Linked DNA regions of Homo sapiens: region 2 is linked to region 1. Evidence: chromatin contacts called from ENCODE Hi-C or POLR2A ChIA-PET data. All regions are on one chromosome and are shown on one strand. The core of a region is the stretch at or near the end of the contact, and the rest is flanking DNA. Distances in the headings are between cores, read along the strand shown. Region 1 has its middle 12 kb from the start of TRIDDENT. Region 2 overlaps SRL (sarcalumenin).

Region 1 (3,840 bases), core at 1,080-3,579:
CAGCCTTCCAAGTAGCTGGGACTACAGGCATGCACCACTATGCCTGGCTAATTTAAAAATTTTTTGTAGAGACGGGGGTCTCCCTGTGTTGCCCAGGCTGGTCTCGAACTCCTGGGCTCAAGCAATCCTCCTGCCTCATCCTCCCGAAGTGCTAGGATTATAGGTGTGAGCCACTACACCTAGCCTGTTCCAACTTTTTGAACAAGGAGTCCTTCATTTTTGTTTTGCCCTGGGCCCCAAAAATTATGCAACTGGCTCCAATCTCAGGGATTCTTATTGTCAGGGAAGTTCAAGAAGCTGTTCAGGAATACGGCCGGGCACGGTGGCTCACGCCTGTAATCCCAGCACTTTTGTTGGCCGAGGTGGACAGACCCCTTGAAGAGCTCAGGAGTTCGAGACCAGCCTGGCCAACATGGTGAGGCAGAAAATACAAAAAATTAGCTGGGTGTAGTGGTGTACATCCGTAGTCTTAGTCCCAGCTGCTTGAGCGGCTGAAGCGGGAGGATGGCTTGAGCCCAGGAGGCAGAGGTGGCAGTGAGCTGAGTTCGCTTCATTGAGCTCCAACCTGGGTGACAAAGCCAGACTCTGTTTCAAAAAAAAAAAAAAAAGAAACTAGAGGAATATGGATTGGAGAAGACTCTAAATTTGTGTCTGTGTGTTATGCTGAGCATTTTAGTTAAGGACACTACTGTAGCATCTCAGCTTCCTTGGGCTCCCCAGCTACAAGGGCATATCCAGGAAGACACCACAGGCTCCAACCGCCTTCCTTATGGTCAATAGGCAGCAAGCCAGGCTCTGGAGATGGAGCTGGGGTGGAGGCGTCTCAGGCTAGTGGGCAAGTACTCTCGAAGGGCCAGCCAGGGGTGCTCAGTATTTGGCTTGGGTGGACACTGGCCTGGGGAGAAGGGTAGCTGCAGGCCCTGGATAAAAGGCACTGGGCAATTTTTAGCCAGCTGTATTATTTACATATGTATAAATGGATAGACATAGATGTAATTTTGCCTGAAAAAATACAGTGTACCCTATTTAATTAATTAATTAATTTTTTTTTGAGGTGGACTATCATTCTGTCATCCAGGCTGGAGTGCAGTGGTACGATCTTGGCTCACAGCAACCTCTACCTCCCAGGTTCAAGCGATTCTCCTGCCTCAGCCTCCCAAGTAGCTGGGATCACAAGCACATGCCACCATGACCGGTTAATTTTTGTATTTTTAGTAGAGATGGGGGTTTCACCATGTTGGCCAGGCTGGTCTCGAACTCCTGACCTCAGGTGATCCTCCCGCCTCGGCCTCCCAAAGTGCTGGGATTACAGGCGTGGGCCACTGCACCCGGCCTAAATTTGAATTTCAAATGTCAAATTTTTTTTTTTTAGTGTAAGTATATCCCAACTCATGCACTATTTGGGATATACTTATACTACAAAAATTATTCATTGTTGATCTCACCCTCATAGTTACATATACACCCTGTATTTTTATTTGCTAAATCTGGCAACATCCACTGGACAGGAAATTCAAAGATCCAGATTCTAGTCCTGGCTTTGCGCTAACGAGGAGTTGGAGCAAAGAGGGTACTGCTTCTCAGGCCTCTGGTTAAAAGAAGCCCCTCTCCACCTCCCTCACTGCCTCCACCATCCAGGGTGAGAGAGGTACCGTCAGACACGCCAGAGCTAGACCCCAAGCGGATGCTTTCTAGGGCAAGGTGAGATTTTGCAGGAAAGGAGTGCATAGGCGTGCACAGGGGACGCGCGCTAAGCGTAAGGCGGCGTTCTCAATGCTTAGCAGTGCATTGGGATCGCCTGGTGAACGGGAACGATACTGACGGCCAGCGCCCCCACTCCCAATTCGACTGGTCTAAAGTGGGGCCCAGATACTTGTCTTTTTTTTTTTTTTAAAGTTCCACAGTGACTCCGCTGTGACCTGCACAGTTAAGAAACTGCAGGAGTCCGGGCGGTTTCCAAGGATGGGTCAGGGGCTGAAGGCGGTCTGTGCAATTGGCCCCGGGCTTGCCGAGCTGGAAGAGCCCCTGAGTGGCACTGGAGCCACTTCCGCCTGCATGAAGAAAGGGGTGCCGGGAGGACTGAGGAGGGACTAGGACCCCATCCCTGTTCCTGAGCCAGCGCCCGTCCCACCTCTGGCACGGTGCCTCCAGAAACCCAACAGGGGGAGCGCCTGGACCCCAGGCAGGACGCCGCGTGGGGGACGCTGGCTGTGGACCCCTGTCCCGAGGGCGGCCAGAGGCTGGCTCTGAATCCCAGGATGCCCAGGCCACGCTCGCTCAGTCCCGGAGCTTGGGACTTCTGAAGACGCGGGGCCTCGTTTGGGGTCGCAAGTCTGAGCGCTCCGGCTCTGGTTGGCGCTAGGTGGCGCCCGAGAGCGCGCCAGGCTCACCCTGGGGAGACCTGGGGCCAGCCGGGGTCTCCCTGCTCTGGCGCAGGCAGATCATCGACCCCTGCGTGGCGCAGTTACAGGATCCTTGGGCGGTGCCATGCAATGCCTTCTCAAGGCCCAGCACTTCGCCCGATCCCTGGGAGGGATGGACAGTCGTGCGCCCCATAGAGGTTTGGGTCAACAGCCTGCATATAGGACCGTGGTCCCATAAGATTTTCACGGAGCTGAAAAATTCTTAACATTCTTATGGCCTAGAGACTTCATAGGGGAACGCATTCCTCACGAGTTTGTGGTGATGCTGGTGTAAACCAACCTACAGTGCTGTCAGTCATATAAAAGTCTAGCACATGTAATTATGCACCGTACATAATACTCGGTAATGATAATAAACAACTGTGTTACTGGCTTAGGTATTTACTACACTATACTTTTTTCATTTCATTTTGTTTTGTTTTTATAGAGACAGGGTCTCACTCTGTTGCCTAGGCTGGAGTACAGTGGTGTGACCATAGCTCGCTGCAGGCTTGGCCTCCGGAGCTCAAACAATCCTTCTGCCTCAGCCTCCTGAGTAGCTGAGACTACAGGTGTGCGCCAGCACTCCTGGCTATTTTTTAAAAATTTTTAGTAGAGACAAGGTTTGACGAAGTTGCCCAGGCTGGCCTTGAACTCTTGAGCTCAAGCGATCCTCTGACCTTGGCCTCCCAGAGTGCTGGGATTACAGGCCTGAGCCATGGTGCCTGGTCCTTATTGTTCCTTAGAGTGCACTCATATTTTTTTACAGTTACCCGTAAAACAGCCTCGGGCAGGCCTTTCAGGAGGTATTCTAGAAGAAAGCATTATTATCACAGGAGATGACAGTCTGCATACACATTGCCTCTGAAGACCTTCCAGTGGGACGAGATGTGGAGGTGGAAGACAGTGACATTCATGATCGTGACCCTGGGTAGGCCTAGGCTAATGTGTATGTGTGTCTTAGTTTTTAATAAAAAAGTTTAAAAAGTTTAAAAAAAATTAATAGAAAAGGCTGTCCAGGCACAGTGGCTCCTGCCTGTAATCCCAGCACTTTGGGAGGCCAAGGCGGGCAGATCACCTGAGGTCAGGAGTTTGAGACCAGCCTGGCCAACATGGTGAAACCCCATCTCCACTAAAAAATACAAAAATTAGCCGGGCATCGTGGTGGGCGCCTGTAATCCCAGCTACTTGGGAGGCTGAGGCAGGGAGAATTAATTGCTTGAACTCAGGAGACGGAGGTTGCGGTGAGCCGAGATCGCGCCACAGCACTCCAGCCTGGGCAACAGAATGAGACTCCGTCTAGAAGAAGAAGAAAAAAGTTAATAGGGCCAGGTGCAGTGGCTCACACCTGTAATCCCAGCACTTTGGGAGGCAGAAGTGGGTGGACTGCTTGAGCTCAGGAGTTTGAGACCAGCCTGGGTAAGGTGGCGAAACCCTG
Region 2 (3,636 bases), core at 657-3,156, 290 kb after region 1:
GCCAGTCCTCCATCTGTTCATTCAACACACTTGCCCGGGTGTGTCTGCAGAGCTCCAGATCAGCCAGGGGGGGCAACCCATGAGCTGTGGAACAAAGTGGACCAAGGAAACAGGTACCCCCTCCACCCAGTGGAAGACCATCCCCTAGGAGAAAGCCCCCCAAAATTAGTGTATCTCTAAAATTCATATCCACCTAGAACCTCAGAATGTGATTTTTTTTTTTTTTTTTGAGACAGAGTCTTGCCCTGTCGCCCAGGCTGGAGTATGGTGGTGCGATCTCGGCTCACTGCAACCTCCACCTCCCGGGTTCAAGCGATTCTCCTGCCTCAGCCCCCCAAGTAGCTGGGATTACAGGCGGGCACCACTATGACTGGCTAATTTTTTTTTTTTTGTATCTTTAGTAGAGACGGGGTTTCACCATGTTGGCCAGGCTGGTCTTGAACTCCCGACCTCGTGATCCGCACCCCCTTGGCCTCCCAAAGTGCTGGGATTACAGGTGTGAGCCACCACACCCAGGAAGAATGTGACCTTCTATGGAAACAGGGTCTTTGCAAATGTAATTAGTTAAGATGAGATCATACTGGATTAGGTGGGCCCTAAACCCAACATCTTCAATGTCCTTAGGTGATGAGGAGAGGACACAGGGACACACAGACAAGGGAGAAGGCCACATGATGACAGAGGCAGAGAGTGCAGTGATGAAGCTACCACTCAAAGAATGCCAGGAATTGCTGGCAACCACTGGATGCTGGAAGAGGCAAGGAAGGATCCCCCTTAGACCTTTCAAAGGGAATGTGGCCCTGCCAACACCTTGATTTCAGACTTTTGGGCTCCAGAATTGTCAGAGAATAAATTTCTGTGGTTTTGGCCAGGCACTGTGGCTCACACCTGTAATCCCAGCACTTTGGGAGGCCAAGGTAGGATCACTTGAGCCCAGAAGCTCAAGACCAGCCCAGGCAACATGGCGAGAGCCCTGTCTCTACAAAAAATACAAAAATTAGCTGAGCATGGTGGTGCATGCCTATAGTCTCAGCTACTTGGGAGGCTGTGGTGGGAGGATCACTTGAGCCCGGGAGGCAGAGATTGCAGTGAGCAGAGATTGCACCACTGCACTCCAGCCTGGGCAACAGAGTGAGACCCTGTCTCAAAAAAAACAATTGCTGTGGCTTTAAGCTACTGACTTTGTGGCAAGTTGTTACCGTGGTCCCAGGAAGATCAAATAGGAACCAACACCTAAGCCTGGCGCTGTGAGAGCTTCCTGACACCATTTAACACTGAGCCAATCGTTTTCACCATCCCCATGGCCGCAGACCCTGTCGTCACCATCCTGGGGCCCACATGCTCTGAAACCCAGCTCGAGCCCCCCTTCCAGGAAGCATGCCCCGACAACCGCTCCCCCTTTCTCTGCACTCTCAGGCTGCTTATTTTTAGCTGCTGATTACGTCTACCTTATATGGTTCTCTATTCATGTCATGAGCAGGGGCTGTCTCCCCTCCTAGTCTGTAAGCTCTTTGAGGACAGAGAATCCCAAGGATATTAACAGTCCTGAGCAGGGGAGGCGTGTTGATGGATTCCCCTGGTTGGTCAAGTTTCATGATATTTCAGGAAACTGGAGGCAAATATCAAGTTGCCGCATACTCACAAGAGTGATAACCTGTCATTCTTGTCATAGTCCTTTTAAGCTTAGAAAGTATCTATTATCAAAAAATATTTTAAGCATCCGATAGCCATTTTCTTATTATAGTCACGAAACAGCCCCATGCTGGAAATAGAGCAAGTATCATTATCCCCATTTTATGGGTGAAGAAACAAACGCAGAGATAGTCAGGGACTTGGCGGCTGATTTGTGACAAAACCAGCATTTGCTCTGCCCCCGGGTTCCGGTGCTCCCGCTGGGCCCCACCCCAGGCCAGCCGCTCTGCCTCTGTGTAGACAGCGCCAAGCAAGGAGGGACTTGGTGGAGTGCTCACCAGCTTAACTACCAATTCGGAAAGGAAACAAAGGCAGGAAAGGAGGTGGGCTGGTGTCTTGGGAGCCCGAGGCCAGGATGGTCTCCCCAGGACAGGGTGAGTACTTGACACTTCTCCAGTTCTTTTCCAGATTCTTCCCAAGTCCTAGAGAGCACTCCCGGTCTCTTGATCTCCTTGGGTAAGTGCAAGAAAAATAAGTAATCATCTACTACTTGACACTAAGTAATCAACAAATTGGCTAGAGGCCTCTCTGGTGGACACAGGGACACAGGTGGTCACATCAGGCCCTAAATGCTGTGTAAGTTGGAGGCCCATCAGTGGCATGGCTTCCAAAGGAATGGCTTGGTCAAGCCTTTACCTATTGCCATCTAGACGAATTTTTTTTTTTTTCAACAGAGTCTTGCTCTGGCACCCAGACTGGAGTGCACTGGCACAATTACAGTTCACCGCAGCCATGACCTCCCGGGCTCAAGAGATCCACCTGCTCCAGCCTCCCAAGCAGCTGGGACCACACGCATAGGCCATTATGCCTGGCTAATTGTTGTATTTTTTTGTAGAGATGGGGTTTCTCCATGTTGCCCAAGGTACTCTTGAACTCCTGCGGTCAAGGGATCTACCCGCTTCAACCTCCCAAAGTGCTGGGATTGCAGGCAAGAGCCACCGTGCCCAGCCTAGGGGAAATTCTATGGGAGAAAACTGAGCTGGCCTAGGTCCTAGCCAAATGACTACCTGAAGGAGGACCGGGGGCTGCAGTTTTGGCAGCAATCCAGTGGTGGGGGGAGGCGGGGGCTCCCAAACCCCGGGACTCTCCCCTGAGCTCCCAGCACAAGCCACTTCCTACAAGCCCAGAACTCCAGGCCAGACTTTGTCTGCACCTGTTTGAGCTCAGAGTACAGTCCCTGCTCTAGAAGCATCCAAAAATATCTGAGAGAGCGGGGAATAGGGAGGGGCTATCTGGAAGAAAACAGGCTAGAGTCTTCAGAGGGCTGAGAGAAAGAGCCACTTGGCTCAGCATTCAAGGTTCTTCCCAACTGGCCCCAACTCATCAGGGTGGCCTAATCTCCCCCGAACACGAGCCCCACACTCTAGCCAGAGCTAGTCTCATCCTGTCCCTGGCAGTGCCGTGCTCTGAGCTTCCTCACCTCCTGGCTTTTGTCACCATCTTCAGGTGTCTCTGCCTGCACAAATCATCTGTCATTCATTAGACCTTGTTGACTGCCTTGAATGAGCCAAGCGTCATGCTACACTGTTCGTGATGAAATACGGGCAAATTAAACAAAGGCACAGCTTCCACCCTCCCCAAGCTGACCGTCCAGCAATTGTCCCCTCCCTGCACGTTGGGCTGAAACCCTGTCCCTCTGCACAGCCAACCTTCCCAACCATCTTCTGAACTTCAACCAGAGTGAGCATAGACTGCTGGTGGGGGGGTGTTAGTTACATTTTTTTTTCAGTGCGTGTCATCTCCCCAAATAGAAGGTCAGCTCCTGAGGGCAGAGACACAACTCATTCCCGCCTGCACAGTGCAGCTGGCCAGGACCTCACAGGGCTGACAAGGGGCTGAGAGATGGGCCTCACAGGGAGGGACCCACAGCTGCCTTACACCTCTCCCTGCTCTCATCAAATGCCCCACTCTCTCTGCTCCCTGCAGTCTCTGAGGCATCTGAGT

What was found. Hi-C counts contacts between places; a loop is a spot of excess contacts on that map. ChIA-PET counts read pairs that join two places held with the same protein, here RNA polymerase II (POLR2A). Pooled maps may share reads with other maps.
Region 2: a loop to region 1 is called in a pooled map, with 3 times the contacts of the local background. The contact joins two enhancer-like sites. A Hi-C loop is called at or near these places in 1 of 168 maps with a recorded cell type or tissue (CD14-positive monocyte), 1 of 37 single-sample maps with no recorded cell type and 4 of 50 pooled maps. POLR2A ChIA-PET finds 5 or more read pairs at or near these places in 3 of 52 experiments (AG04449, AG04450 and T-cell).

The regions. Positions count from the first base shown.
Region 1 is chr16:3,936,887-3,940,726 of GRCh38, forward strand. No RefSeq gene overlaps it. Among named protein-coding and RNA genes, the nearest start is that of TRIDDENT, 12 kb to the right of the region's middle. Within about 2 kb of position 2,330, at least 2 of the 41 ENCODE cell types and tissues checked have a DNase peak (open chromatin) inside an H3K27ac peak, as active enhancers do.
Region 2 is chr16:4,230,170-4,233,805 of GRCh38, forward strand. The region is part of intron 1 of SRL (sarcalumenin); the gene reads right to left. Among named protein-coding and RNA genes, the nearest start is that of SRL, 10 kb to the right of the region's middle. Within about 2 kb of position 1,907, at least 3 of the 41 ENCODE cell types and tissues checked have a DNase peak (open chromatin) inside an H3K27ac peak, as active enhancers do.